Linked DNA regions of Homo sapiens: region 2 is linked to region 1. Evidence: read pairs that join two places in POLR2A ChIA-PET (ENCODE). Cell type or tissue: OCI-LY7. All regions are shown on one strand. Each heading gives the region's core, and the rest is flanking DNA. Links, peaks and the distances in the headings are about the cores only. Region 1 has its middle 26 kb from the start of RNU6-1. Region 2 overlaps MAP2K5 (mitogen-activated protein kinase kinase 5).

The links. ChIA-PET counts read pairs that join two places held together with the same protein. Peaks named below come from ENCODE experiments on the same cell type or tissue, not always from the same donor. Only the 100,000 strongest peaks of a DNase experiment are listed, where the experiment ranks them.
Region 2: POLR2A ChIA-PET joins it to region 1 with 13 read pairs; 2 of 35 experiments call an interaction of 5 or more read pairs at or near these places.

What each region holds. Positions count from the first base shown.
Region 1 is chr15:67,857,523-67,874,218 of GRCh38, reverse strand. No RefSeq gene overlaps it. Among named protein-coding and RNA genes, the nearest start is that of RNU6-1, 26 kb to the right of the region's middle. RefSeq lists enhancers at 11,413-11,502, 13,852-13,941, 13,997-14,497. In OCI-LY7, for the core only: CTCF peaks have their summits at 10,437 and 10,638 (motif pointing left); DNase peaks (open chromatin) are centred at 10,638 and 11,228; H3K4me3 peaks cover 1,513 bases; H3K27ac peaks cover 2,571 bases.
Region 2 is chr15:67,653,373-67,669,674 of GRCh38, reverse strand. MAP2K5 (mitogen-activated protein kinase kinase 5) reads right to left here. Exons shown (of 22, transcript NM_145160.3): 12 at 11,061-11,122; 13 at 5,030-5,078. Among named protein-coding and RNA genes, the nearest start is that of MAP2K5, 120 kb to the right of the region's middle. In OCI-LY7, for the core only: no CTCF peak of the experiment used is centred there; no DNase peak of the experiment used is centred there.

The DNA of each region.
Region 1 (16,696 bases), core at 7,369-15,368:
ATTATTGAGTTGGGAGGTTTCTGTATATATTCTGGATAGAATTTGGTATCACTGTCCAATCAAGAAATGGAAAACAGGTAAAGTTTAACATAAAGAAATAACAGGAGATTTGAGTAATGGGAAATCGACTCATAAGAGTTATAGAGAACTCTGATGAATGCAAGAATGGCAAATACAGGGAACAGCCGCTGCCAGCAGGATAGAGTGTCCAAGGAAGAACTCCAGACCCTGCTGGGGAGAGCACAGCATGGCATCCTGGGTGGTGGAGAAGACACTGAAGTGGCTCACAGTGTAATAGTGGAATCTTCCCTTTAGGGTACTAGGGGGTGTTGTCCACAGAGAAGTGCCATACCTTGAAACTTGCTGCAAATTCTTCAGGTGATGGGGTGCTGGGGGAAGCCGTTCATGGTCAGGTGCCTTGCCAGTGGCACACCACTTAGAGAAGATGCTGAGGGAAGCTTCTGTCAGCTGGGCACTGAAGGTTACCATGCACTGCCAGAACTGGGAGCTGGAGAAGCTGCCCTTTTCAGGAAAAGGGAAAGAGTAAGAGACAATTTCTTCCTCCTCCCATGCCTACTACTGGCTTAACATCATGTATCAAAGAAAAATATTTATTTAACCCACCTCCATTATCACAGAGCAGGTAAAGAAGGGTGAATTTGGAGCCAAGAAGCAATAAGTTGATGACTGTCACAAAACCCTTTATCATTTGTGTGTTTTGCAAATATTTTTTCTCAAGCTACAGTTTGTCTTTTCATTTTCTTGATGGTGCCTTTTGAAAAGCAGATGCTTTTAATTTTGATGATGCCAATTCATTCATTTTTCTTTTTTCATTCATGCTTTTTTAATCCTAAAATCTTTGCCTAACCTCAAATCATAAGATTTTCCCATGTTTTCTCCTTGAAGTTTTACAGTTTCAGCTTCCAGATTTAGGCTTATGATCCATTTCAAGTTTTGTGTGTATGCATTTTTAAAATTGGTAACATATACAATAAATTACAAAAATATGTGCATCTACTTTAATTTATAAATGGTATCAAGTTATCTCATTATGCTTCCTACCTTTGTCACTGAGGGCTGTTTTTAAGATTCATTCATGTTGCTATGTATACATCTGCTATGGTTTGAAAGTTTGTCCCCTCCAAAACTTATTTTGAAATTTAATTGCTATTGTAGCAGTATTAAGAGGTGGGACTTTTAAGAACTTGACAGCTTCCATCTCATGAGTGGGATTGGTGCTATTATAAAAGAGTGAGTTTAGGGGCTAGGCACAGTGGCTCATGCCTGTAATGCATGAGCATTACAGACAATCCAAAGTCTCAACACTCTGGGAGGCTGTGGCAGGAGAATTGCTTGAGCCCAAGAGTTCAAGTTTAGGGGCTAGGCACAGTGGCTCATGCCTATAATCTCAACACTCTGGGAGGCTGAGGTGGGAGAATTGCTTGAGCCCAAGAGTTCGAAACCAGCCTGAGGAACATTGTGAGACCCCATCTCTACAAAAAAAAAAAAAAAAAAAAAAAATTAGCTGGGTGTGGTGGTGTACACCTGTGGTCCCAGCTACTCGGGAGGCTGAGGTGGGAGGATCCCTTGAGCCTAGGAGTTCAAGACTGCAGTCAGCTATTATCATGCCACTGCACTCTAGCCTGGGTGACAGAACAAAACCTTGTCTCAAAAAAATAAAAATGAAAGATAAAGAGTGAATTTGGCCCTCTCTAACCCTCTCTTTGCTCTACTGCCATCTGATGCTTTCTGCCATCTTATGATACAGCAGCAAGAAGGCTCTTGCCAGATGCCGGCACCATGATCTTGAACTTCCCATCTCCAGAAATGTAAGAAATAAATCTTGGCTCATTGCAAATCATCCAATCTGTGGTATCTGTTACAGCAGCATAAAACAGACTAAAGCACTCTACTACATGCATCATTCACATTTCACCCATTTATTCCTCTCCAGATGGACAACTGCTTGTCTCCAATTGCCTGCTAGCAGAACTGACACAGCAGCCAATGTTCTAATCTGTATTCCCTGATGGACCTGTATGATTACTTATCCTGAGTGTATATACACCCAGGAGTAGATCTGCTGGGTCCCAGGCTGTGCATATATTTAATTTATCTAGTATATCTAATGTATCAGACTGCTCTCCAGAATGGTTGACAATCTGCATTCCCACCAGCAGCATGTGAAGGAAACTATATCTCCACTTACCTGCTAACACTTGACATTTTCCAACTTTCCAATTTTTGCCAGTCTTCTAGGTGTAAGGCTGATATTTCATTGTTGTTTAAAATTGAATTTCTTTGATTACTAATGATTTTAATTTTTAATAATTCCCTTAACTTGCCTGTTTGGGTTACCACTTTTATAAGTTTTCTCTTGATAAACTGTCCATTCTTCTATGGGATCTGCTACCTTTTCCTTGCCTTGCATTTAATTTGTTGTTCTTTTTCTAAGATGAAAGCTTGAATTATAATTTTAGAACTTTTTTCTAATATATGCATTCAATGTCATAAATATCCCTCTAAGCACTTTTACTGCATCCCTCAAATTTTGATAATTTGAGTTTTCATTTTCATTTAGTTGCAAATAGTTTTTGGTTTCTCTTGAGATTTCTTTTTCAGCCATATGTCATTTAGAAGTATGTTGTTTAGTCTCCAAGTATTTGGGGGATTTTCCAGCTATCTTTCTGTTTAATCCCATTGTAGTCTGAGAGCATACATTGTAATATTTCTGTTCCTTTAAATTAGGTAGGGTGCAGGTTGTGGCCCAGAATGTGGTCTACTTTGGTGAACGGTACATGTGAGGAATGTGTATTATGCTGTTTTGGATGAAGTAGTCTATAGATGTCAATTATATCCTGTTGATTGATGGTGCTGTTGAGTTCAACTATGTCCTTACTGATTTTCTGACTGCTGGATCAGTCCATTTTCAACAAAGGGGTATTGAAGTCTCCAACTAAAATAATGAATTCATCTATTTCTCCTTGCAGTTCTATCAGTTTTTGCCTCATGTATTTTGATGCTCTGTTGTTAGGGGCATACCCATTAAAGATTATGTCTTCCTGGAGAATCAACCCCTTTGTCATTATGTAATGCCCCTCCTATCCCTGTTTAATTTGCTTGCTCTGAAGTCTGCTCTGTCTGAATATACCTACTCCAGCTTTCTTTGATTAGTGTTAGCATGGTATATCTTTCTTATCCTTCTCCATCTCTTTACTTTTAGTCTATATGGATCTTTATATTTAAAGTGGGTATATTTTACACAACAATATAATTGAGTCTTTTTTTTTTCTGAGATAGGGTCTTGCTCTGTCACCCAGGCTAGAGTGCAGTGGCTCAATCACAGCTCACTGCAGCCTTGATCTCCTGGGCTCAAGAAATCCTCCTACCTCAGCCACTCAAATAGTTAGATCTACAGGCACACACCACCATGCCCATCTAATTTTTATTTACTTTGAGATGGAGTCTCATTCTGTCAACCAGGCTGGAGTGCACTGGCATGATCTCAGATCACTGTAACCTCCACCTCCCAGGCTCAAGCAATTCTCATACCTCACCCTCCCGAGTCCCTGGGATTACAGGCGCCCACCACTACACCTGGCTAATTTGGGTTTCACCATGTTGGTCAGGCTGGTCTCAAACTCCTGATCTCAAATGATTCACTCACCTCAGCCTACCAAAGTGCTGGGATTACAGGCGTGAGCCACTGCACCCAGCCCCAGCTAATTTTTAAATTTCTTGTAGGGACAGAGTGAGACCTTGTCTCAACAACAACAATACAATGACTTAAAAAACACACAGTATAACAACTATTTACATAGCATTTACGTTATATTAGATACTATAAGCAATCTAGAGATGATTTAAAGTATCCAGGACGTTGCGCACAAGTTTTGTGCAAATACTACGCCATTTTTAATAAGGAACTTGAGCAGTCCTGGATTTTGGTACCTGAGGGGGAGCGTAGAACCCATCCCCAATGGATATGGAGGGATGACAGTGACAGCAACAGGGGGCAGCCTAGGCAGACAGGGGCAGGTCCCCGGTGAAACCCCACCTAAAGCCAAAAACAGCCTGAAGGCTGAAAGATTGGACTGCTGGTCCTGGATGAAACTGCAACCCAGAATGAGAACTTCTGTTCTTTTTGCCTCCCTTTCCCAACTGATTCTTTCTGAATGCCTTTTAACCAATAGAATGTTGCTTTTTCCAATACTACCTGTGGCCTGCCCCTCCCCCATTCTGAGCTTGTAAAAAGCCCCGGACTTAGTCATATTATGGGGACTTTCCAGCCTTCGGGTAGGCGGACCACCCCTGCATCCCCTCTCTGCTGAAAGCTGTTTCATCACTCAATAAAATTCCCTGCCTTGCTCATTCTTTGACTGTCAGTGCATCCTCATTCTTCTTGGGCACAGGACAAGAACTCAGGAACAGGTGTGCAAGCCATACTCAGCATGGGTGGGCCAAGTGGGCAGGCCATCTCCTGCAACAGGTAGTGTGGTCAAGGGAGGCCTGGGTGGGGCATTGCCAGCCAGAGGTTCCTGGCTTGCAAAGTGACTGAGAATAAAAGCCTGTGTCAATGGTACTTGCATATTCTGTGTATTAATCCCTTATCATTTTTAGATTTACAGATATCTTCACCTATTCTGTCACCTATTGTCCATAGTATCCTCTTTTGTATGGAAATAGTTAATTTGGATGTCATCAAATTAATGCATTTTTTGCCTTTGGGTTTGTGCCTTTGAAGTTCTGTTTAATGAGTCCCTCTCCCAGCCCAAGTTTCAAAGATAGTCCCTTATATTTTCTTCTATTAACTTTGGTTTTATTTCTCACCTTAAAGTTTTACATCACTTAGTGTTTTACATCACACAGCAACAATCATCAACACAGAACCTCCTGTGACCAGATGTGTGTGGGTTTCCCCCACCACCAAGCAGCAGACACCTGGCTGGTGTCTTCCAATTCATATCTGATACTATCTACCTGGAGATAGTGTCAGATCCCACAGGTTGAGGGCTCAGTTCCCAAGACTTCTCCCTCCTTCCCCGCAGCCACAACTCTAGGCCTCAGAACTTCGGACCAACTGACTTCAAGTTGGGGTTCCCACGCCCGTCTCTTTAGGCTTGATTAATTTGCTAGAGCAGCTCACGGAACTCAGGGAAACACATTTACCAGTTTACTAAGGAGGATATTTTAAAGGATACAAATAAACAGCCAGATGAAGAGACCTCTAGCGAGTTCTGGAAGGGTCTCCAGCACAGGAGCTTCTGTCCCCATGGAGTTGGGATACACCACCCTCCAGGCCCATGAATGCGTTCTTCCTGTCAGCCTGCATGTGTTCAGCTATCTGGATCTCTCTGAACCCAGTCCTCTTGGATTTTTATGGAAACATTCTTGCCCCTCAGGGTATGAGGTGGAATCCGCTCAGGGAGGGTCTTAAGACCCACAATCAGAAAAGTGGGGATAGATTAGATGTCTGCCTTGGGGCAGGTGAAAGGAGGGCAGAAGAGAGATTGTGTTTCCTGAGGCCTCACACACTGAACATTCTAACAAGACTGTAACAAGGGCTATGGGAGTTAGGAGCCAATATATGGACGAAAACCAATATATATATCAGAACACCACACAGCATATACCTTTCCCTTTGGTGTAAGGCAGGGATTCTAGATTTTCCCCCCACATAGCGAACGGGTTTAATCTGCTTTCTTCATTGATTTGTGATGTCTCCCACCTGTATGCTAATGGTCTGACTTTCAGTTTTCTATTCCATTCCATGGTCTATTGGTCTGTTTTGGTGCCAAAACAATGTTGTTTGATTTGGTTTGGTTTGACATAGCTTTGTAGTGTGCTTAATATCTGGTAGGACAAATTCTAGCTCTTTATTTTTTTAAGGTTGACTTAGTCCTGTTTGTCCACACAAATTTGAGAGTGAGTTTATCAAGTTCCTGGAAAATAGAGCTAGAATTTTTATTGGGATTCCATTGAACTTATAGATTAACTCATAAAGATCTGATTCCTATATAATATTCAATCATTTCATCCAAGAACATAAAATTTCTCTCCATTTAGTCAGGTTATTTTCTACATCCTTAATTAGCATTTTCATGTTTTCTCCATAGATATTTTTAATTAAGTACATTACTAGATTTTTTTATACTTTGTCGTTGCTGTTGTGAATAGATGTTGTTTGTGGTGAAGACAAATGTTAAGGATTTATTTTTGGTCAATCTTCTATCTACTAAATGACTGAATTATCTTAATTTTAAAAGTCTATGCTGATTCTCTTTGCTTTTCAAGACAAATGAAAATATCTTCACATAGTGACAATTTTATTTCTTCTCATCCTGTATGTCTTACATTTTTCTTCATTCATAGCTTTGTCTGGAACTTCTATTATTATATAGTAAATGATAGCAGTACAGTTGGATGCCTTATTTTGTTCCAGATGTTAAAGTGAATGCTCCTAGTTTCTTCATTAAGTGTAGTGTTTGCTTTAAGTTTTTGCTATATAACCAGTTTTTTCTGAGACAGGGTCGTGCTGTGTCTCCCAGGCTGGAGTGAAGTGGTGTAATCATGGCTCACTGCAGCCTCGACCTCTGAGGCTCAAGCCATCCTCCCACCTCAGCCTCCCAAGTAGTTAGGACTATAGGCATGTGCCACCACCCCTGGCTAATTATTGTATTTTTGGTAGAAATGGGGTCTCACTATGTTGTCCAAGCTAGTCTCGAACTCCTGGGCTCAAGCAATCCTCCTGCCTTGGCCTCCCACAGTGCTGGGACTACAAGTGTTAGCCACTGCACCTGGCCCTATATAACCTTTATCAAATTAAACACACCTTTCCTATTTCCAGTTTGCTAAGTTTTTTTTTTTTTTCATTTTCATAAGTTCAAGGAAGTCATATGCTGAGTTATTCATAAATAAAAAATAGGTGAAAAACTTTATCAATATGCTGCTTTTTCTTCACCATTTGAGATACTCATGTGATTTTTTTCATGTGATTTTTGTCCTTTATTAAAGTGGGGTGATTTTCAATGTTGAGCTGGAATTCCTGGGATAAACCTACTTTCAAAAAACATATAACTAGATTAGTTGCTATTTTATTTAAGATTCTTTTTTTTTTTTTAACAGAGTCTCGCTCTGTTGCCCAGGCTGGAGTGCAATGGAGCAATCTCGGCTCACTACAACCTCTGCCTCCCAGGCTCAAGCGTTTCTCCTGCCTCAGCCTCCTAAGTAGCTAATATTACAGGTGCATGCCACCATGCCCAGCTAATTTTTTGTATTTTTAGTAGAGACGGGGTTTCACCATGTTGGCCAGGCTGGTCTTGAACTCCCGACCTCAAGTGATCTGCCTGCCTTGGCCTCCCAGAGTGCTGGGATTATAGGTGTAAGCCACCGTGTCTGGCCAGGATTTTTATACATGCATTCATAGGTGAAATGAACTTAATACATTTATTTATTGCTTTGTCCTTACTGATTTTGGAATCAAGATTATATTGGTTTCATAAAATGATCTGGGCAACTTTGGTCTTTTCTAACTTTCTGGAACAACTTATATAAGATAGAAATTAACTGATCCTTGAAAGTTCGGTACAACTCCAGAAACCCACAAGTTTTTCATTACCATGAATCCCTCCAGCTCCCCAAAAATAGTTTTCTACTGTTGACCACATTTTGAAAGATTTGGTTTAAATTAATATGTATGACTTTTTCTTTCCCCAGGTGACTGCGTGCTGTAGAGAAAGTACCCACAGCTCTGCAGAATGGTGCCATGACAAACTCAAAGTCATCACCCTCAACTGGACAGTCAACTCTTTTATTGTCCTCAAGTTAAAGGGTCGCACCTCTCTCCTCAAGTCCCCTTCTCAGGCTCACCTATTACCTTTGGATAGATGACCCAACCTCCTACTTGACTGAGAAAAGGTAGCCACTAGGGACTAGCCTCTTGAATCCACCTACCTCCTTACAATGATTCTGTCTACACCCAATCATACCTCTTTCCATCAGTCTCCAAACACAAGGTGTCCCTTCTTAAATCCAAGACAATCTCTGTAAACCTGCTCCAAATCCCCTCCCTTTCTCCCATGGACTTTGCCTGTTTTGACATCCCCTCTCTGTCCCGAAGTTTAAACTCTACCTCGCTATGGGGCTTGGGGGGCTCATTTTCCTCGGTTCAGCAACAGACTCAAATCTCACCCATCCCAAAATAAAATCCCTCCTTTGTGTGCTGTGGGGCAGACATTCTCACGCACTGCAGGTGGGAATGTAAATTGGCAAGATCTTTCTGGGAAGCAATTTGGTAACCTGAGTCAAAAGCCTGAAAAATATTTGCACCCTTTGTCCCAGTAATCCTACCTCTAAAAAATTCATCTAAGGAAATAATCAGAAATGCTGACAAAGGTAGATGTTTAAAGATGTTAATCTCTCTGTTATTTTAACAGCAAAAATTGGAAACAATCTAAAGGCTTAACAATAGGGGATAACTTAAATAAATTGTACTTAAATGTAATAAAATACTGTACTATCACTAAAAATACAATTTTAAAAAGCATAATTGAATGGGAAACTGTTCATGAAGCAATGTTGGCTGTGAAGACGGCAGCACAGAAACAGTAGATACAGTCTGGTGCTGATTTTGTTACATATAAAAATAGCTAACACTTCTGGAATGTTAACTATTATATACGTTCTCTCACTCAATCCTCACAACATTCCTGTACAGTTAATACCGTTATTCACATTTTGTAGAGAAAGAAACCAACCAGAAAGAAAAATACCAATATTTGGCAGGGGGTACTGATGAATTTTATTTTCTTCATTCTCTTTATTTTCCCATTTTTATTTATTTTTATTTTTTATTTTGTAGAGATGGAGTTTTGACATGTTGCCCAGGCTGGTTTCAAACTCCCGGGCTCAAGGGATCCTCCCACCTCGGCCTCCGAAAGTGCTAGGATTACAGGCATGAGCCACTGCATCCAGCCTGTATTTTCCAATTATTTAAAGAGGAATTATTATTATTATCATTTTGTCAAACAGAAGTCCTGAATCATTGCTCCTCTTTCTGATTTATATATGCTAGTAGTGAATATTTTGGACAATACAGAGAAAATGCAATTTCCATTACTGCTACTCCAACTGCCACAGACAGCCACTGTGGACAGTTTGGCTTTTGTATTTCTATTTGCCTCTAAAATGTGTATGTAGACATATGCACTTTAAAAAGCAAACACGCCGGGCGCAGTGGCTCACACCTGTAATCCCAGCACTTTGGAAGGCCGAGGTGGTGGATCGCTTGAGGCTGGGAGTTCGAGAGCAGCCTGGCCAACATGGTGAAACCTCCTCTCTACTAAAAATACAAAAATTAGCCAGGCGTGGTGGTGTGCGCCTGTAATCCCAGCTACTCAGGAGGCTGAGGCAAGAGAATCACTTGAACCTGGGAGGCGGACGTTGCGGTGAGCCAAGATCGCATCACTGCACTCCAGCCTGAGCAACAGAGTGAGACTGTGTCTCAAACAAAAACAAAACAAAAACAACAAAAAAAGATCATGGAAACGTGGCTGTACATAGAACTCTACAATTTGGGCCGGGTGCGGTGGCTCACGCCTGTAATCCCAGCACTTTGGGAGGCCGAAGCGGGTGGATCACGAGGTCAGGAGTCCGAGACCAGCCTGATCAACATGGTGAAACCCCGTCTCGACTAAAAATACAAAAGTTAGCCAGGCGTGGTGGCGGGCGCCTGTAGTCCCAGCTACTCGGGAGGCTGAGGCAAGAGAATTGCTTGAACCCGGGAGGTGGAGGTTGCAGTGACACAAGATCGCGCCACTGCACTCCAGCCTGGGTGACAGAGCGAGACTCCGTGTCAATAAATAAATACATACATAAATAACAACAACAACAAAAAAGAACTCTACAATTTGAGTCCAAAAGTGGCTGCATTTTGATGTCCAGGGGTCGCCGTCCTGCGGGAAGAGGATGTGCAGCGCCCGTTTCTGCTGAAGGGACCAGTTTACTTACGCCAGGCAGACAGCCATCTCTGTGCTGCCCCACCCCAAGAGCTCCAAGTCTGGGCCTAGGAGAACTGAGTTCCTGTCCTAATTCTGCCATTTACTAGCTCTCCTAATCAACTTTTTTCTTTGGGAGCCCGTTTGCCCACTTTCAGACGGGGCAACAGTTCTTGTCTTGCCCACTTTAAGGGAACACTGTGACGTTCCAAGGGGCTGACGGGTGTGACTGGTTAAATCCCGCACCCAAGACAGTGGTCTTGGGACTCCTGTCCCTCCTCCCCATTTCCCGCTGCCTCAGGAATCCTTCGACCTGGCTTAAGGAGAAGAGAGGCCAGCGGCCGCGGGAGGGGCAGGGACCTTGTGCCCTGCACAGCACTAGAGACCAGAAGCTCCAGGCTGGCTTTCCAGCCTTCCCGCCCACTCAAGAGTCCTGCGGCGCGCCCTGCATAGTGGAAGGACTCGCCGCGTGCGGACGCGTAAGGGAGGCCCCTGGAGTGCAGCGGTGGAAGAGGGGAAACGCCGGGACTCTGGAAAGCAGGCTGCGTGGCGTCTACTTCCAACGCACGTTTTAAAGGCACTGCGGGCGCGAGCCGGCGCAGAGGCTGGGGCCCTCCTCCGCGGAGCCGCCGCCCTCTGGTGGCGGCGTGCGAAAGTTACAGCAGTTCGCTCTGCCCCGGCTCCCCGCGCAGGGGTTGAGGGACTGGGTTGCCACTCACACATATTCTAAGCCAGGGGCCCTTAGGGAGCTCCCAATTGAGACCTGAAACCGGCCCGAAGGGGAAGCCTGACATGGGGAAGCCAGGACTGGGACCTGGGACTCCGGCTGCGCCCCCGATTGACGCTTACAATAGCACAATTATGGTCATTGTGAACGCCAAAAGCCCCAGACAGTTAAGATTTCATTCAGGCCATTGCAATAGGGAGAACGTTCATTAATGAGGAGCATCTCAAAGGGGACTGGGGTTTTAGAGAGGCAGGTAAACAATGGAGTCATCAGCGAATCTTAGGGAATAGTAAGAAAGGATGGAGATCCGTATTTCCTTGGGATGCGAGCTTAAGGTGGTCCTTTGTGGCTTAGCTCTTTCCTTGGAACTTAAAGAGGTTGGAGAACTTTATCGTCGCTGCCTTCTGGAGGCACAGGGCTCAGATAAAGGTCAACATTGTCATAGTAAATGGTGCATGATGCAGGACAGCCATTTAAGAGGTGAGGGAAGTGAGACCCAGACCACCCAACTGAAATTTTGTGGCTGAAGCAAGATTCCAACCTGCAGACACCAAGACAGCAAAAAGTCCCCAACATGAAGTGCAGAGTTCCCTTGGAGAGTAAGATCAGAAGCTCAGGATGAGTTCCGCCAACAGCGGAAATGACGTCCTCCAAGACATGGAATCAACCTACGTCTCCATCAACAGATGATTGGATAAATAAAATATGATCTGTATACCCAATGGAATCGTGTTCAGACACAAAAATGAATGAAATTGTGTCTTCTGCAGCAGCATGGATGGAACTGGAGGTTGTTAGGTGAAAAAAGTCAGACACAGAAAGACAAATACTCATGTTCTCACTCATAAGTGGGAACTAAATAATGTATACATATGGGTGTGAGTATGAATGATAGTGGACGCAGAGAAGGGGATGTGGGGATGGATGATGAGAATTCACTTAATGGGTACAATGTATGTTATTTGGGTGATGGATACCCTGAAAGCCTGACATCACCACTACGAATTCTGTGCATGTAACAAAATTATACTTGTATCCCATAAATTTATACCAATCCAAAAATAAATAAATAGAAAGAAATTACCTGCTCCACAGCTTCTGGTTTGATAGAACGTATTGGAGAAGCATTGGGATTACCCAGATTACCCCAGGTATAGGGGAAGGGGGCTATGAAGTTACAGTGAAGACCCCCTAGTCAAGCCTCAGGAAGGGCCAGAAACAAGGCAGGTCTGGGATTCACCTGCTGTGTCTGTCTCTCTTTCAGCCAGTCAGTCGGTCAATCTCTGTCTCCAGGATACCCACTGTTATCTCTTCCACCAATCTCCATTCCCCCAACTTCAACTGACATCTGGCCTCCTACAACTACCCTGGTCCCTGAATCTACTCAACCTTCCAGTCACAGAGTTCACTTTTTTTTTTTTTTTTTTTTGAGATAGAGTCTCACTCTGTTCCCCAGGCTGGAGTGCAGTGGCACAATCTCGGCTCACTGCAACCTCCACCTCCCGGGTTCAAGCAATTCTCCTGCCTCAGTCTCCCGAGTAGCTGGGACTACAGGCACATGCCTCCACACCTTGCTGGTTTTTGTATTTTTAGTAAAGATAGGTTTTCACCATATTGGCCAGGCTGGTCTTGAACTCCTGACCTCAAGTGATCCACCTGCCTCGGCCTCCCAAAGTGCTGAGATTACAGGTGTGAGCTACCACACCCAGCCACAGAGCCCACTTGTAACTGCAGCTTCCTACTGTATCTTTTAAGATCCCTCTCGAACAAGTTCATGCCTTCATGCCAGGGCATGAGTCAGCGGCTGCAGCCAGCCTATTCTCTCCCTGGCCTCTGGGTCCTGGGTTGTGTGGGGTGGGATGAGTGGGCTTTCATAATCTGCTTTTCACAGGGGATAGGGGCAGGACAGCTGCCCCTAGAAGCGTCAGGAGCGGCTGCATCAAGGCAGTCCAAGGCTAAATTTTGGAAGGCAAGACTAGACATGTCATCATTTCCAAGCACTTAAGCCCACTCATGGGTCCTGAGCTTCTTCTTCAGGAGGGTGTAGACTGAAGAGGGTGATCTGAATGGCTAGAGAAGAAGCAGCTAGAGTGACAAGCCTGCATAGCAGCCCCAGAAGTGTCCCTGGCCTGGCCCATGGACCCAGTTGTCCAGCCTCCTTGTCAACCATCTTCTTTCTCAGCATACGTGTTCATGCCCTAGGCCAACAGCAGGCAGACTACAGGCTGCAAAGCTAAATCTGGTCCCTCACCACTGGTTTCTGCTTGGTCTGAGAGCTAAGAATGGCTTTAATGTTCTTAAAAAAGTTGAAAGAAGAGTAATATATTGGCCAGGCATTGTGGCCCACGCCTGTAATCCTAGCACTTTGGGAGGCCGAGGCGGGTGGATCACCTGAGGTCAGTAGTTCCAGACCAGCCTGGCCAACATGGCAAAACCCTGTCTCTACTAAAAATACAAAAATTAGCTAGGTGTGGTGGTGTGTGCCTGTCATTCCAGCTATTCAGGAGGCTGAGGCAGGAGAATCACTTGAACTCAGGAGGCAGAGGTTGCAGTAAGCTGAGATTGCGCCACTGCACTCCAGCCTGGGCAACAGAGCAAGACTCCGTCTCAAAAAAGAAAAAAGAGAGAGTAATACATCAGGACACATGAAAACTGTATGAAATTCAAATTTCAATGTTTATAAGTAAAGTTTTATTGGAACACAGCTATGCTCATGTATTTATGTGCTGTCTGTGGCTGTTTTCACACTGCAGTGGTAGAGTTGAATGGTTTCAACAGAGACTGCAAAGTCTACAATATTCACTGTCTGGACCTTAACAGAAACAGTTTTTGGACCCTTGGGCAGTCCTTGCTTGATGCCTCTAGCTATAGATCCTTGCTGGGCCTGGGGCCTGCTCCAAGAGGCCAGTTGTCAATCCAGATGGCTTTTCTCCAGGGAAAGGAGACACCGGCAGTAATGATGTGAAAGGCTGACCCACTGAGCCGTGACACTTCTCACGGGAAATGAGTCAGTTGGCTTCCTGATCTATAGGTGAGCCTCTCTTAGTTTAAATGTCCCTCTCCTGAGTCTGACCAACTCAGGGGCTGTGTCAGCAAGGATCTTTGGTTACAGGTGACAGAAACCCAATTTGGACAATCTAAAGGAAACAAGAAATGTGTTAAGAAGGCCCTGGCATGTGTCCCGGGACCCATGCTGAGCATGCAGCGGGACCTCAGAGGTGTGTTGAGTCCTTGCTCAGACAGCCTGGTCTGCCCACTCTCACGGTGCCCCCTGCACACCCACTGCTAAGGCCTTCTGCAGGCTGCACCTCTCACCGTCAGGCCCTGGAGAGAGACCATCTGACCCATGTTCAAACATCTTGGAAAAAGGAGGCTCTGGTTGGCATGTTCAGGTACCCACCCCTAGCAGTGACCTGTGCCCACCTTCCCACTGAACAAAACGACTTCTGGTAACCAGGGCAGCGGCAGAAGCGGGGACAGTGGAGGCAGGTGAGCCGCAGAGCTGAAATGAGTGTGCTGATGGTGTCTCTCAGGGGTTTCTTTCCCCTCTGTGCTCAAGCCCTTCTGCCCTCAATGCCCTTTTCCCAACCCTCACCCCTTTACCAGCCTGGCTCTTCCTGTCCTTTAAGACTCAAGCAGGTTGCCGCCACCTCCTGGAAGCACCTCCTCACCCTCCCTACCCCTGCCAAGGCCCCTCCTTTGGCCGACTCCCGTCCCTGGCTGTTCACCCTGGCTCCTGAGTTACTTGAAGACTCAGATCACGTTTTATCCTCAGGGCCTGGAACACAGAGGAGGCTCAGTGAATGTTTCACGGATGAATTGATTCTGAGGGCTTGGATCCAGTAGTGGGGACAATTTCTTCAGGAGGAGATCCCAGGACTTCCTCTCCAACATTTCTCACATGACACACAGTAGCAGGGGGGTTAAGAGCCCATGTCTCAGTCTGGGTTCCACCACATACTAGTTGGGCAAGTCACTTAAGTTTCCTAACCTTAGTTTCCTCATCTGTAAAATGGGCATACCATTTTTTTTTTTTTTTTTTGAGACAGGGTCTCACTCTGTCACCCAGGCTGGAGTGCAGTGGTGGGATCACAGCTCACATCAATCTTGACCTCCTGGGCTCAAAGGATCCTCCTGCCTCAGGCTCCCCAGCAGCTGCAATTACACGAGTGCATGCCACCATGCCCAGTTAATTTTTTTTATTTTTTGTAGAGACAAGGTCTGACCAGGTTGCCAGGCTGGTCTCAAGCAATCCTCCCATCCCAGCCTCCCAAAGTCCTGGGATTATAGGCGTGAGCCACCGCACCTAGCCAATGGAAATACCATCTACCAGTATCTACTTCAAAGGGCTGTTGTAAGGGTTAAATGAGATACTGCTTGACACAATTCCTGGGACATTACAAGTACTGATTTATTATTATTATTACTATTAATCATCATATGTTCCCTCACTTTCCAGCAGCACTCCCACTGACCCCAGTGACATGCAGAGACCAGGAAGCCCCTCCCAGCCCTTCAAGAACCATAAAACAATTACTCCCCATCTCTACTAAAAATACAAAAAAAATTAGCCGGGCGTGGTGGCAGGTGCCTGTGGTCCCAGCTACCTGGGAGGCTGAGTCAGGAGAATGGTGTGAACCCAGGAGGCAGAGGTTGCAGTGAGCCAAGGTCACGCCACTGCACTCCAGCCTGGGTGACAGAGTGAGACTCTGTCTCAAAAAAAAAAAAAAAAAAATTACTAATCCCTCAATAAAACAGAGGCTTAGAGTTTAGCTTCACTGGATTTCTCTACCAAGGTAGCATCAGCCTGTTTTTAAATTTTTGGAAAATATAATAAAGAAAAATGTTAAACAATTCAACACATTTTATCTTTTCGAGTGTTTTTTTCTTAATATTAAATGTAGTTCTAACTACACTATATCTGCATATGTACATTCTACTGTCCATCAGTATCATTAAATCATGGCTGTTACATTGTCATAGATAGTGTCGAATACATCGTTTCTCAACTTTTCAGGAAAGGAATGTTAAAGGATAATTTCAAAAAAGATTATGATTCTCATGCAGATTTAAAATATACATGTGTTCTGGATTTTATTTAACTCATTATTAATGAGGGACCCAGTAGGAGCCTACAACCAGTTCAAAAGAGAATGCAAAGAACAGACACACATATAGATCAGGAAGATTGAAATGCATATGCAAATGGAGACAAAACTGGCTTCTTCCACAGTGCAGGAGGCAAGTGCATTGAGCATCCACTGGCTTCAAGGGATCCTCTCACCTTGCCCTCCCAAAGTGCTGGGATTACAGGCTTGAACCACCATGGCTGGCCTTGTGATTTTTTTTTTTTTTGAGACAGAGTCTCACTCTGTTGCCTAGGCTGAAGTGCAGTGATGTGATCTCGGCTCACTGCAACCTCCACCTGCTGGGTTCAAGCAGTTCTCCTGCCTCAACCTTCCCAGTAGCTAGGACTACAGGCATGTGCCATTCCTACACTCCTCCCGCCCCACCCCCTAGCTAATTTTTATATTTTTAGTAGAGACTGACCTCAGGTGATCTACTTGCCTCGGCCTCCCAAGTGCTGGGATTCCAGGGGTGAGCTACCGCACCTGGCTATGAATTTTAAAATAAGAAAGAAGATGGCCGTTTTACATACTGCACATTGAGACTCATAGCATGCAATCTTCCTGAAAGTTACTCAAAGACACTCTGCAACTGCCTGAAACATAAGTTGAAAATCAAGAATTTAAGGAAATACAGTATGGCTGATGGTCTTTTTTCAAAGATGACCATATCAGCATATACATATGCATGTACATGTGTATACATGCACACACGTGTGTACATATGTGGGCACCCGCACATGTTCATCTTACAAAGTGATCTTGACACACTTCCATGGAAGTTGGGCAGAACTTTGTACCTGTCCCAACCACCAGGATGCAGCAGAAGTGACACTGAATGATTTCTG
Region 2 (16,302 bases), core at 8,303-16,302, 210 kb after region 1:
TCTATCAACTATACATTTAAAATATATCCAGAATCACCACTTCTCCCCATCTTTATAACTATCTCCCTGATCTGGGCCCCTGAAACTTACCTGAATTACCAAAACATTTTCCTAACAGCTGATTCTACTCTTGTCTCCCACACTCAGATACAGACACACTGGCCTCTTTGCTGTTCCACTAACACTCCGGGCACATCCTGTGGTGTCTACTCTAACTGTTTCTCATATATCTACTTGACTAGTAACTCTCCCCTTTCAAGCCTTCCTCCCAAACTCATCTTCCCTATGAGGTTTCTTTGATTAATACGCAACCTACCCTTTGCTTCCCCTAACCTCAATCTACTTTTTCTTTTCTATTATTAACAACCCTCTAACACACTCCGTATTTTACTTACTTATTATGTATGTTATTGTTTAAGAAATGTTTCCTAACCCACTCTATCACTGCTAGAATATGAGTTCTATGATCATAGAAATCTTTTGTTTCACATATTGATGTGTTTCAAGTACTGTGAAAGCGCCTAGAACGTAGTAGGTATAAAATAAATAGTTGCTCAATGATCAAACTAACACTGGCTTTGGTATCTAAGGTAGCACTAATTGGAAAGTCTGTGTGAGGCCAGATTTATAAAAGAGAAAAGCCAAGGGTAGAAAATAAAATTTGTAACATGTATACTGAAACTACAAGGCTTAGTTTCTTTAAACACAAATCTATCTGGCCAGCATTTTCCTACAGAATTTCTGCAAAAACGTATTTTTAAAAAGTTCTCCTATTGGAGAAAGTAAATGAAACTAACCAGGTTCATATATACAAAAAAACTCCTGGCACACCAACTATATAGGTTTTTTTTTTCTTCTATAAACTTCTGCATCTGTGTAAGATGGCCCCAGAATGATTGCCAATTTTATTTTCTTAATCTAAATTCTATTCTCATTACCCTTGCATTTCTATTTTTTATCCTCAGGGAAAGAGACAGCAGTTACTACCAGGGCATTCTCACATCTTCCCAAGAAATGGCATAGGTGTTAATCTTGTATTTATGTTTGATGTGGGTAATGATGGCTATGACTGGAGCTGTAGGTTTATTAATATGCAGGGCTCTCACCTCATTAGTGGCGATGTATGTTTTGAAGTGAAGCTGCGATGTTTCCTGTAATGTCGGATCTGGCCTAACAGATTTTCTCACTGTTCATTTTCTTTGTTTTTACCCATAGTCAGCACATGCTATGCTTATAGTGCTCTCACATATGCCTTTTAATAAAGACAACTTTTCCACAGTAGTTAATTTGGTGGGCATTTCAAACATTTTTAATGATTATGTCCTCATGTGGAATTATCACACGTTTGGTTTATTTTAGAGAAAAGATTTTCATAATTTTTGACTCAGTAATATAAAGTATAATAAACTCTCTCCCTGGCTTGGTTTTGGAGTGGTGTATTCTTATTAACTGAATAAAGTGATTAATTCATGGTTATAATAAAAACATGCCACATTCTTAGCATTCAATAGTTTATAAAGTCCCTGCACATATATCTCAACCAAATCTTAAAAAGAGCAAAATAAACAATAGTAACACCTGACTGAATATAACATTTGATGATCCATTATGAATAGCAACTGCTGTGCTTCAATTTCCAAAACAATTTCCAGTTAACATAATATACTATCAAATAAACTAACTTTTACCAGACTAACAAGCCTCATGGGATGAGTGGTTTGCCGCTGCTTATTGCTCAGATTTCATTCTACTCTACAGTCCTCACTGGATATAAACTACGGGAGAGACTCCAGGTTTTCAAGAGTTTGTTTGGAAGCCATTAACTACGTTTAATAAATTCTGTAATATACTACTTATTTATACACTTTCTATAGCTAAAATCTGGACCACCGTATTCCAAGGAAGCCATATAAATGCGAGAAATAGTTTGTTCTCTTTTCTCATTAGATACTGAACACATCTCCATTTCTTAATCTTTTGAAATTTGTGCCCATAAGTACAAAGCAATTTCTTTTTTTTTTTACTCTGGTTTTTAAGAACGGCATTAGAAAATGATGATCAGAGGACAACACAGGTACTTAGACCAAGACAAAGGAGGAAGAGGTATAGATCACTCATTAGTATTTCTCTTTCACCATCTTCTTTTCACTGTCCTCTCACAATGCCTAAACCAGGCTCCCCCAGCCCCTGCAGAAGGACCCCTGTTTTTGATTTGACAATGTGACACATGTTCAGCTAGAATTCCCATCATCATTCATTTAGAGAAAGCAAAAATGAGTACATGTGCTTTTAAGAAGGAACAGCAATGAGCTTATATAGCAAAAGTGCATAAACAAGTATATTACCTATTTAATTGCCTTAGCTGAACTTAAAAGCTCTGATCTTTAATTGCCTGATTGAACTGATCTAAAAAGCTACAATTTTTTAATCAAGAAGAAAATTAAATAGCTTTTTGGTAAATAAAAAGGCATCTTTAATCTTATTTTTATGGAATCCAAGTTATTAAATATGGACAAAACCTCTAAAATATTAAGTTAACAACTACTCAATCTAAGGTAAATTTCTCATTACAATGCTTTACAAAAGTCTTCAGGGACACCTGGCTTCTTTGACGCTTCAGTAAAAACACATGCTTTTAAGTCCAGAAGGTAAAAGTTTCCATGAATAGCTGGGAAACTCAAAAGCTAAATATGAATATATTTAATGAGGTGTATTACCACAGGATATTTATTTCTGTAGTTGAGTGGCCATAACTACTGGGACATAACTGTTCATCTGCACTGCAATTCGTTAGTCTTTCCATTGAGACAGATGTAGGTGCACACTCATTCACTGAAATTCCTTGAAAGGACTTGTCAGCCCTCTACCACTGTTCCTACTGTGTCCCCAACAGATATCTTCTTCTCACAACAGGTGGCATTTTATAGCAGGCTACTCTCTGTAGGAATTGGGCTGGCCAGCACCAACTGAAAAAGTAAGTACAGGCCCAGGATTCCCTCTTGAAACCTCTATGCTCTCCATCAGTCAAACCACTGCAGCCCTTGTCCGTCACTAACGAAAAAGCCCTTTCTTAGCCCAAGTTGCAACCAGGGATGAAAAGAAGGACCTACTGGCTTCTGAGAGTCTCTGGTCAACCAAGCTTGGCCACAGTGATCATGAAGTGGTTTATAGTGAGAATCTGACCCTAGACATTATTTTTAGATCCAGACAAATCCATCTGAAACATGTCTATCAAGATCCCATTTCAAATGAAAAATTTAGTTATTTCTCCCAAACCCAGAGTAAAAATTAAAATAAAAAAATTTAGATACAGGAATACAAAAGGTACATCAACTTATCAGCATGATTTCTAATTTTAAAGAAGAAAAATCAAGATAATGGCAGAATAACTAAAACATATTTCCCTATCCACTATAGTTCTTTGTGCTACTAAGATTCCTTGCACAAAGTTATAGCTAGAGAGGGATTTCATTACAAGCCAGAATTAACCTGTATGCCCAGAGACAGGATGATCCTAACACTCACTTTCTAACAACACTCGAATTTCCATGGCACTGCCCTTTTAAAGAAAGCTTTACTATTAAGAATGGATGTTTTTCCTTTAGTTCTTTTGTCAAATGGATAGATGTCCATTTTTTAAAGAATCAATAAAATTTTGAGAACTGACCATTGGGTTAATTCTTATTAAAATGGCTATCACCACTTTACCGGTAGCTGGGTGTGCGGAGGTAGGAGTACAGGGAATAGAAACAATATAAGTTATATCATGTTGAATACTGTTATCTCTTACTCTTGGTAGTCAAAAATGTTCAATTTTTTTTCATCCACCAAATTTGTTTACACACTTATTTATACTCAGAGAAAGTAACACTAACAAAACTCACTCTCCCTACACCTACCTTTCGCACCAACTATACTCTAGAAATGGAGTGGACTGGCTTTAAAAATAAATCTAGTTTATGATTCCATTTAGTCAGTTAAATACCTTCAAAAACCTGACTATTTGATTTGTCAAAATCTAGATACCCTCATTAAAAAGGAGGATTTCAGAAGAAATGTGGAATCACTAGGATATTAAAACCACCACAAAAGAAAACAACCCTTAGTGACAGATATGACATCACAGTTGAAAATATCAGTTGTTTTCTCCATCTCACAGTTTATATCCTTAAAAGAAAAAACTTTCCTTTAGTCACATCTAATGTGTATGCTGTTCCATTCCCCAAATGTACATACAGCTAAGATGAGCAGATGTGTAAAATTAAACAGCACTGTTAGTAACACTAGGCCTTGAAGTTGCTTTGTTATAGTCTCTTTCTCACTTAATAATTTGCTCCAAATGAATTCAGATATTTTGGGAACATTAAAAAAACAAAAGGAGATTCCTTTTGCAATATTCAACACTCATCTGATTATTCTCTCATGTGTTCTGTTACTAGACAAGGGGACTATTCCTGATGCTTTCACCAATAACTTATTTAAAGTTTTACTTTTGGCCAGGCGCGGTGGCTCCCGCCTGAATCCTAGCACTCTGGGAGGCCAAGGTAGGAGGACTGCTTGAGGCTAGGGGTTTAACAACAACCTGGCCAACAGAGCAAGACCCCATCTTTAAAAAAATTAAAAATAAAGTTTTTCTTTCCAGTATGTGAAGCAATCTCTTAAGGAACAGTGTGTGATGCTATCTGAAATGTTAATAGAAGGAAGGATGTAATTGTACAGAAAGCAAAGGTTTTGCATTAACAATAGTTAAGTAAGACAAACAAGATCCTGTTATTTTCAAATACTATGAAATATCTTTTTACAAGTTTGACAAAGGTGATTCACAAAAACACACTACCAAGTTTATAATCTAAATGAGAGAAGTTGATGGAGAAAACAAGAAAAATAACATTTATAGAGCAGCCATCTTTTTGAGTACCAGATGTATCAGCTGGCTTAAATGTCAGAACACTTACTTTAAAAATCAAGGTATCTGGAGAGACCCAACCCCACCCCAAATTAAATCCAAGCTTATAAGCCCAGCACATACCTCTATGTAAAATCTTTAAACTCCACAAATAAGTAAGGCCTTTAACAACCTAAATTTAGGAAAAAGAAAACAGTACAATTATCAATTATGGTTTTTAAAAGGAACTTTCCATATTTAAATACATTCAACATTTTTTTTTTTTTGAGACAGGGTGTCACCCTGTCACCTAGGCTGAAGTGCTGTGGGGTACAATCACTGCTCACTGTAGCCTTGACCTCCTGGGCTCAAGCAATCCTTCCACCTCAGCTGCCTGAGTAGCTGGGACCACAGGTGTGCACCATCATGCCTAGCTTTTTTTTTTTTTTTTTTTTTGGTAGAAACAGGGATCTCACTAATGTTGCCTAAGCTGGTCTTGAAGTCCTGGGCTTAAGTGATCCTCCTGCCTCAGCCTCCCAAAGTGCTAGGATTACAGGCGTAAGCCACCACACCTGGCCTAACTCTTCCCTTAAAACTCTGTCAATCAATAAGCATTTACTGAACACCTCCCATTTCTGTGTGAGGCTTTGTGGGAAAACCAAATGCAAAAGCCACAGGTTCCTACCTTTAATGAGCTTATAATCTTCTGAAGATAAGGTACTCCAAATGAAAGAAATAAGTGCATGTGTATATAAAATAATCTGGAAGTACCTATGCTGAATTCATAATGATGCTAAGCCAGGGAAGGAGAGACACAGGAAAAAGGGAAAATGGCTTTCTTAATTTTCTATACTTCTGTGTGTAAAACTTTTTTTGAAGTCATGACACTTATGACCAAGGAGAAACTTTTCTTCTGAGACAGGATCTCACTCTGTTGCCCAGGCTGGAGTGCAGTGGTGCAATCATAGCACACTGTAACCTCAAATTCCTGGGATCAAACAATCCTCCCACCTCAGCCTCCTGAGTAGGTGGGACTACAGGTGCACACCACCATACCCTGCTAATTTTAAAATATTTTTTGTAGAGATGTGATCTTGTTTTGTTGTCAAGGCTGGTCTTGAACTCCTGACCTCAAGGGATCCTCCTGCCTCGGCCTCCCAAATCCCTGGGACTACAGGTGGGAGTCACCATGCCTGGCCTGGAGAGACATTTTTAAAAAGTTAACTAATGAAATAAGGCAGTGGGTAGAATAGAAACTGCTTTTCCCATCAGGAGTCAGAAAGGCTTACTAAGGTGTTACATCTTGAGTAACGGATTTAACTTGAATGAAAAAAAGAAAAGGAAGTGTTTAGGTCAAGGTAAAAATATATAATCAAAGTACTGGGCAATGTACTCTTCCAAAATATCAAAGTAAGGAAAGACAAACACTGAGGCATTAGAGAGACATGACAACCAAATGCAATGAATAATCCTAGACTGGAGTAGGACCAGAATTTTTTTTCTTTTGTCTATACAGGGTATTATTGGACAATTGGTGAAATTTGAATAAGGGCTGTTGAGTAGATAACAGTATTGTATCGATACTAGTTTCCTGATTTTAATCAGTGATTATGTAAGATAATGTGTTTGTTCTTAGGAAATAGATACCTAACATATTTGGGGATAAAGGCTGTGATATCTGTAACTTATTCTCAAATGTTTCAGGAAAAAACATGTTTATAGATTTTTAACCCAATATGGTAAACTTTTAACAACTGGGGAATATGGGTGAAGCATCTGTGGGAATTTTTTGCATTAGTCTCACAACTTTTCTGTAAGTTTAAAATAATCTCAAAATAAAAAGCTCCCCCCAAATTTATAAAGTATATTGGGGCAGGAAAGAATGAAGTATATCAAGATGGTCCTCATAAGCCAGTCTGGCTGGTGCAAAGCATATATGTTGACAAGGCAAGGTATTAAAAGGGCAGGTCAAGGAAATAAAATGAGAAAATACAAACATCTGAATTAGATTTGCATTTTTCACTCTCATAGCCTGAGTTAAGAGTAATTAGTTGAATGAGATACTGAAAAAAAGATGTTTCCATGACCCTAAGTATATGGGTGACAAGTACTACCTTCTATGTGGAAAATTTAATCAGTGGTCACCATTAAAAACTTAAAAAATCTTTATGTATAAATTGCTATAAAAGGAAATGTACATGTTTTATTCATAACCACTGATCCTATATGCACATGAGCGTGAACTTACCAATTTCAAGGTTGACTATTCATAATTAGACACCAGATACACTGAACAAATCACTATTGGTCAAAATTTACTGTAAGATTTACAAGTATTCATCACTATAGAGAATTCTGGGTAAGTCAGGACTATAAGAACAAGAAAACCTATCATTACCCATGAGAAGTAAATGAGTCGTTTACATATCTTGAAAATGGTAAGAAAAGGTTAGGGGCTAAATATGCAAGAATTCTAGTTGATCAAGGAAGCCTAAGAGCAACTGTGAAATAAGAAATGCAATGGGAGAAAGCCAATTCCCAAATACTAAAGATCTAGAAGACAAAATCTATATCAATTAATACTGAGCAGAAGTTAACATATTTTAATTGTTCTCAAAGGGTGCAATGTGCTCCTGAAAGATTTGCTAACATAGATTCATCAATTCTAGTATATGTTTGTCTATTCTAAGAGAACAGCATACATTTTTATAGCAAATGACTTGTTCCACAGTTTGGAAATAACTGGCATTACAATAAAACACATGTATTCTGGACAGGAAGACAATACAGAAAGAAAATATCAAAATATTAATAATGATAAGTTTATCACAGAAGGAAATATAACAAAAATATTTCTTTAAATGTTTATAAAAATTAACATCCATAACGATAACAATTTTCTCTTTGAGTAATAGGAGGAGGTCATCTTATTTAGCATGGAGGTGATCATCTCCATTCTGAGGAAGAAGGGTTAAAATTTTCAACTTAGAAGCTTAGCTGCATGTTATAAAAACTATCCATTAAAGATAGCTCACCACTAAAAATTGGTTCCATACAAAATGAATTTTCAGAAAACATGTAGGGGAAGGCAATCCAATATATTCTGATAGTTAGGTAGAAAAAAGTAAAACAAATACTGATTTTATAATATTTGCTAAAATTATTCATTTTGTTAGAGATTTAAAAAGAAAATATTCTTATTCTTTGTCAAAATACACTACATTTTCCTTTAGAAACATGTAAATTCTGGTGAAAAAGGAGCTAGAAATCTGTGAACTGAAAATCTAAAGGATATTATTGGTATTCAGTAGGCTGGGTTTCACAACGATGACTTGACAAAGCCTTGACACTAAAAGTACTTATATCTGTTGTCAATCACTCGCTCCTTGACATGTCAAGTGCACCTCCTTTCAGGGACAACTTCAATCAACATTAGCACTCAAAATACAGTACACAATGTCACTGCTTCAGAAATGAGAAGAAAAATAGAATGTGTTAGGTGGCAGGGAAAGGCAGAAAGGCATTCCTCTTTATAGAAGACCAGATTCAAATGGATAGTAGAGAAAAACCACTGAGCCACTGAGTAAGCTGGAAGGCTGAAATCAGGTATATATAAATTCCTTTGGGGGAAAAAAAAAACTCTCTTGCCATACATTTTACAAGAAAAAATTTGAATAACATATCACAGAGGTCAACAGAGGTCCATGCTGTAATGAACCTTGGACCTATGAACCTGCCTTGCATGGCCAGATTATTAGACCCTGGAAAATAAAGTTAATTTGGGAAAAGAGAGATACCTAAAGACATGAAAAGAATCTGAAGCAATTGTGTTGCTCCACTATTCTCTCATTCATAAGTCTCTCTTTTTATTTTTTAGCCTAGCTCTTTCTTCCACTCCTGCCTCTATTTTTTTTTTTTCTCATTCTGTTAGGAAAACACACTGAGAAAGCAAGAGGTCTGGTGTCAGACAGCCCTGTGTTCAAATTTGTACTGACTAATTAGATGATAACTCTGGGCAAGCTGGTTAACTTTTCCAAACCTCATCTTGCATGTGCACAGAGTATGTTCAATAATCCACACTTTACAAGGTGGCTGTAAAGGCTAAATGACATAATATTTGTATAGAAAGCATGCAACAGTGATTGGCACAGGAAGTATTCAATATACACCTATTTCCCTACTCTCTGTTTCTGATTCTGTTGCTTTTGACTTGGCAATGGCACCCTTGTGTTTTCTTGGCCTCCATGAGGGAACTCAAGGGAAAGATGTTGATGCCATCTTCAGTACACTTTCAGAGAAATGACCAAGGATACTGGGATCACAATCAGACTATGGGAATATTTAGTTTACACACCACAGCCCACAGCCCATCAATTTGCTAGTCTTATTTTGACTAGTACAACCCTCCTGGTGCCAGGTATTAGCCATGGGCCAATCTGGTGTTTGTCAGCTGCAACAAATGATAATCCAAATTTGTAGCCTACTCAGGAAACATACAAAAAAAACACTACATTTTGGAGGCATTATACAAACCCAGGCTCCTGCAGAATTTAGCATGGAGGTGATCATTTCCGTGGCAGACAAAGAGCAAAATTATTAAAAAACATTTCTTCTACTCCAGCTGTAAGTAGTTTTCATTACTATGACCTGATGAGCCATAAAAGCTGGAAAAATTGGACACATATTTAGGGGGGAAAACCCCTAATTAAAAAAAATGTAAAGGCAAATATAAACAATCCTTCAGAGTAGCTCTTACTTTAATGCCTTTCACTAAAATAATTTGTGTCACATTTTCATTCACTTAATAGGCAAGCCCTGTATTTGATGCTGAATTATTTTTTCTGCTGACTCTATTCACTTCAACAGTCTTCCTACTCCAGTAGAACTGAAAAGATAGGTGGCCTTGTGTGGATGCCCTAAACAAGAGGGAAGTAAGATTTATGAAGTTCAGGAAGAACATGCTTCTCTACTGAAGATGGCAGATTTCTATTTTTGCCAAGTTCCATAGATAACTGAATATATAGAAGTTGTATACTTTTTTCTTTTTCAATTGGTATCCTTGCCTTTTTTTGCCCTTTATTATACATGTTATTAAACTTTACAGCCAAGAACTGCCAAAAGCCACAAAGCATTCATTCTCTCCTGGGATTAGAACAGGAAATGAAACATTTTTATTTTCATCTAAAATAGTGATTTAAGTACTCAAATTTCATACTAATCTACCTGCACATGTAGATGAGAAGCTACTTAGGAGCAATAGCATCAGAAAAGAAAGTTCTCATCACCCAGGGCACTTCACACTAATAATTAGAAAGAAAAAAGGAAAGCTGTGAATTACAATGAACTAAGACTAAATAAGTGTCCATGTTCGATTAAAGAATTTGAGTTGTCAGTTTGATGTATAATGAATGTGAAAATCAGCCATTTAATTAAATGGTACATGGTACAATCACTTTGTTCTGCATTAAACCACTGAAGTTATCATCGTGCCTTTAGTTTAGCAATTGTTTACTATCACACCACCCCATGACTTCTCTTAGACACTGTTTAACCTACATTATTATAAATGTGAAATATGGAACTTATGAGAACATTATAGTAATGTTAGTTTAGTTTATATATTTCATCAGTATATTAGTGCATATAGAAAATACAAGAATATGGGAAAACTGCTTTAAATCACAAAGGGAATAAATTTCTAGATGTAGTTGATGAAAAAATTAAAAACCAAGAACATAAAAAGACTGCAAAAAATCTTTACTAATACTACTTTGTTCTTAATAAATTAATATTTTCTCATAGACTGCTTTAACAACTCAGACTTTTTAAGTATTTGCTAATCATATGCTAATCATAACTACAAAATGTAAAAACAAAACAAAAAACAGCATTTTTTTTTCAGAAGAAGTTGGAAATTTTACGAGTCAACAAGAATACCAAGGTCCCTGCAAACACATGAAACTAGAACAGGTTGGAGCACATAAGCGTGTGACTATGTTGTGATGTTGGGTGGGCTGGTCTATGAAAAGAAGAACAAAACAGGAGAAAATCAAGAAGGTCTTAGGAGCCAACTGGGATTGAAGAACAAGAAAAAACATTGAGAATATAAGAAGAATGAGCTTGATTAGAAGGATTAAATCACTCAAATTTCCTAACACTGAAGCCATATACTTACTGCTACTGCAATTCTTCCAAGGACATGTTCTGGCATTTTCCTATATACATCCAAAGATCCCCCTGTAGAGATAAACATGCCATGTTACTACAAATGAAATTACCAGAACAATGCACTGGGCTTCTCCTGTGTGTTCACTGTGAGAATACATTTTTACACTTCCTACAGCATGCATTGGATGTGTAGTATAAAACTTTTTAGTCCAATGTTATCTAAAACATAATCATACTTCCTGATGAAGTATAACTAGATATTTCCATTTTATTCTGAAGTGTATAGTCACATACATGAAAAACTGAAAGAAACTAGTCAAGGGCAAGCTAAGAAACTATACTTTATGTAAACTTAAATACATACACAAAATTATAAAGATCAATATGACTATTAAACATTTAGTTGCCTGTCTTTTGTAACAGCTTTTCTCAAATGTAAACCAGGGTAATATCTTAGAATTTTCACATTAATCCAACAAAAGCTGGAATATATGCAGAGAACCACTACGTTGCTCATTAATGATATGATTATGAGATCTATTTTAACAATATGTAATAACCTTTCTTTAAGAGTCAAATTGAGGTATATAGTCTTTCAGTTCTATAAAAAAATTGTATTCCAGAGTATTTGACAAATATTTTTTCCTATCAGAGGCTAAAAATTCTTATTTAATGCTTTATTACTGGATGATTCATAAGTATGCCTCATAAGGTACTAAACATGAAGTATGTCATTCTTCCGAAATGCAAATGTGAATATTTTCATATGTCAAATTTTCATAAAGCTAAACATCAGAGAAAATATTTTTATCTGTAAAAAAATCGTGTATTCATATACAAACATATGTATGCAAGTATACATATATATGCATATAGACACATGCATATATATATATATATGGCTACTGGCTTTATATTTATCCCATTTAAAGCAGATAGAGAAAAATGATCACTCTTAGTTAAACTTTGCTTGTAGTTTGCAGATTGGAACAAGAAACTGGGAAACCACTGTGTAACTAAACATTACACTTTGGCTCTCGGTGCTACTGGGAAGATAATGAAAAAAAGACACTTCTGATATGAACTGAACCACCCTTATTTACCAAAATTACATTTTTATTATAGATGTAATAAAAGTGAGAATACAGCAGAAAAACGTTTTATGTTCTCATTGATCTTTCAGATAAATTGGCAGTACCAAGGATAAACAGAATAAAAAAGATCAAGCTTTACATGCTGGTATTTGGAAGACTGACAAATGCAGCTTACTGGACCAATCCCTTATGAAGTGAATGACCTGAATGACTCAAAACTAGGAGGTGAAAACCCATCCACATGTACCAGTAACAACTTCTAAGAGGAGATTTACTTTTACCAAGGATATAAATCAGGGCCTAATTAACTAAATGGACAATGGTTTCAACAAGCTAAACCTAAAAAACAAAGATTACCTTACCACCATTATCAGTAGAAGAAGCCAAAAAGGAATCTAATTTTGAGGTGGTTCACTGGTTTTTAACCTCAGTTAGACCCGCTTTCCTTAACTATCCATATGGCTAAATCTTTACACAGCTGGCTCTGTGCCATCACTGATTCATTTTGTCCTTTTCATGTCCGTTAGAGATAAACGTCATAGGTGAAAAAATGATGTAGCAGATCCACTCAGGATTAAGAGTTCCTGTTAAGTTTGATGAGTTCTTTTTCTGCAATTCAGTAATTCTTATCAGGTTAAAAATGGCAGAAGGGGTTGGTTTAATTTTTCTCTTTTATTATCATTTCTATTCTACAGATCTATCAAAAATGGCAACTGTTAGACCTATCAAACATTAGGGCAGGAAAGGACATTAAAGATCAGTCCAGCAACTTTACTTGACAGGTGGGAAAAACAGTCCCAGTGATGTGAATGTTCTAGCTAAAGCCATGAGTCAGCTGATGGCAGAGCTCAGAGAGGACCTGAACCTTTGAAGTTTCAGAAGTTAAAGATTTAAAAGGTGGCCAGGCACGATGGCTCACACCTGTAATCCCAGCACTTTGGGAGGCCAAGGAGGGAGGATCACTTGAGGTCAGGAGTTTGAGACCAGCCTAGGAGACACGGCAAAACCCCATCTCTACCAAAAATATAAAAATTAGATGGGCAAAGTGGTGTACACTACTCTGTAGTCCCGGCTACTCAGGAGGCTGAGGCAGGAGAATTGCTTGAACCCGGGAGGTGAAGGTTGCAGTGAGCAGAGACTGCGCCACTGCACTACATCCTGGGTGACAGAGTAAGACCCTGTCTCAAAAAAAAAAAAAAAATTAAAAGGTTTCCCCATGACGTGACATATATGGCTTGAGAATCACATGTGAACTTTTTGCAGTTTAAAAAGTCTCATGCAATGTGATACTACTATGATGCAAATTGACAGAATTTAATTTTAGCTGAGATGGTGGTATCCAAGGCATTTAGAAACTCATTCATCTGTGGCTCGGTAGGTTTGAACTTTTTGCTCGTGATTCCAAAGTTACTGGTTTGTTCTCTGTGATCTGTCACTTTTCTTTGTTCCCTGAAGTCATATGTAACCAAATAGAAATTCTGAAGTTGAAAAGTATAATAACTGAAATGAAAATTTTTGGAGAGGATCAACAGCATATTTGAGACAGCAGAAGAAAGAATCAAGGGAGGTAAAGATAGGTCAATGGAAATTATCCAGTGTAATGATGAAAAGAAAAGAAAATGAAGAAAAATGAACACATTCTCGGAGACCTGTAAAATACCATCCAGCATACGGACATATGCTTAATGGGAGATCAGAAAGAGAGGAGAAAAGGTAAGGAGTGGAAAGAATATTTCAGAAAACAATGACCCCAAACTTCCTAAATTTGATTTTAAAAAGTGAATCTACACATCCAAGAAGTTCAGTATACTTCATATAGGATAAACTCAAAGAGATCTACATCTATACACATTATTATCAAACTATCCATAGCCAAAGACAAAAAGAAAATCTTGAAAGCAGCAAGAGAAGTGACATTTCAATTACAAATAATCCTCAAAAGAACAAGAGCTGATTACTCATCAGAAACCAGAGGTCAGAGGCAGGGGAATGACATTTGAACATGAAAGAAAAAGATTATAAACCAAAAATTCTATATCCAGCAAAAACTATTCTACGAAACTGAAGGAGAAATTAAGATACTCTCAAATAAACTGGGAAATTTATCTCAGAATACTGAGAATTAATCATTAGTTAACCTACCCTACAAGAAATAAAATACAGTCTTTCAGACTGAAAGAACTTTAGATTGAAGTTAAAAGACAGTAACTCAGATCCACATGAAGAAATAAGGAACACTGGTAAAGGTAACTGCATAGGCAAATATAAAAGACAGGATAAATGTATGTTTTGTTTGTATCTCTTTTGTTCTATGACTTAAGAGACAATGGCATAATTTTAAATTTGTGTTGGACACACAATGTATAGGAATGTAACTTATATGACAATAATAGCATAAAAAAGATGAGAAGAAATTGAGCTATACAGAAGCAAAGTTTTTGTATACTATTTTTTTTTTTTTTTGAGATGGAGTCTCACTCTGTCACCCAGTCTGGAGTGCAGTGGCACAATCTCGGCTCACTGCAACCTCTGCCTCCTGGATTCAAGCTATTCTCCAGCCTCAGCCTCCCGAGTAGCTGGGATTACAGGCATGCACCACTGAGTCCAGCTAATTTTTGTATTTTTTTTTAGGAGAGACGAGGTTTCACCAACTCGGCCAGGCTAATCTTGAACTCCTGACCTCAGGTGATCCGCGCACCTCGGCCTCCCAAAGTGCTGGGATTACAGGTGTGAGCCACCATGCCTGGCCTTTTGTATACTATTAAAATAAAGTCAGTGTTAATCTGAACTAAATTGTTATAAGTTAAGAAGTTAATTGTAATCCCTAGAGCAACATTAAGAATATAACTCAAAAACACAGAGTAAAAGCAACCATGGGGAATTTAAATGGTACCTTTGAAAATATCTACTTGATATAAAAGAAAGCAACAACAGAACATGAAAGACATGACTTATAGAAAACAAATAGAATGGGATAGATACATCTCACCTTGTTAGTAATTAATGTAAAAGGTTTAAGCACTCTAATTAAATAAGAGATTGGCAGAATTGATTTTTAAAAAAATGATCCAACTATATGCTGTCTACAACAAAGGTATTTTATATTTAAAGACACCAACAGGTTGAAAAATGGTGAAAAAAGATATACTATTCAAATAGTAATCAAAAGGGAGCTGCAGTGACTATACTAGTGGAAAAAATAGACTTTTAGATAACTATTGTTAAATATTGTTACTAGAGACAAAGACATTTTCTAATGATAAAAGGATCAATCAACCAAGAAGATATAACAATTATAAACATGCATGGACCTAACAACGGAGTGCCAAAATATATGAAACATAAACTGAAAGAACTGAAAGGAGAAATAGACAACTCAAAAATATTAGTTTTTGAGACTTCAATATCTCACTTTCAAAAATGGACAAAACTATACAGAAGATTAATAAGAAAATACTGAACAGTATTATAAACCAATCAGAATTAACTGACATGTAAAGGATACTTCACTTAACCACAGTAGAATATATTCTTCTCAAGTACGCATATGTGGAAATTAAACAGCACATACCTAAATAAAAATGGGTCAAAAAGAAATCGCAAGAGATTTCTATCATAGAAAAATGGAAAATACTTTGAGATTAATGAAAATAAAAACACAACATACCAAAACTTCTAGGATGCAACTAAAGCCGTGCTTAGAGGAAAATTTATAACCTACATTAAATAAGAAGAAAGATCTCAAATCAATATCCTAACTTGCTACCTTAAACAGAAGGAGAACATCAAGCTAAAACTAAACTCAAAGAAAGCAGAAAAAAAGAAAATAATAAAATTTAAGCAGAAATAAACAAAACAGAGAATAGAAAAAAAAATAGAGAAAATCAAAGAAACCAAAAGTCGGTTTCATTTTAAATGAAAAAATTTTTTTTAGCTGGGTGTGGTGGCTCACACCTGTAATCCCAGCACTTTGGGAGGCCAAGGTGGGTGGATCACCTGAGGTCAGGAGTTCGAGACCAGCCTGACCAACATGGAGAAACCCTGTCTCTACTAAAAATACAAAATTAGCAGGGCATGGTGGCACAGAGTAGCTGGGTGCTTGTAATCCCAGCTACTCTGGAGGCTGAGGCAGGAGAACGGCTTGAACCCAGGAGG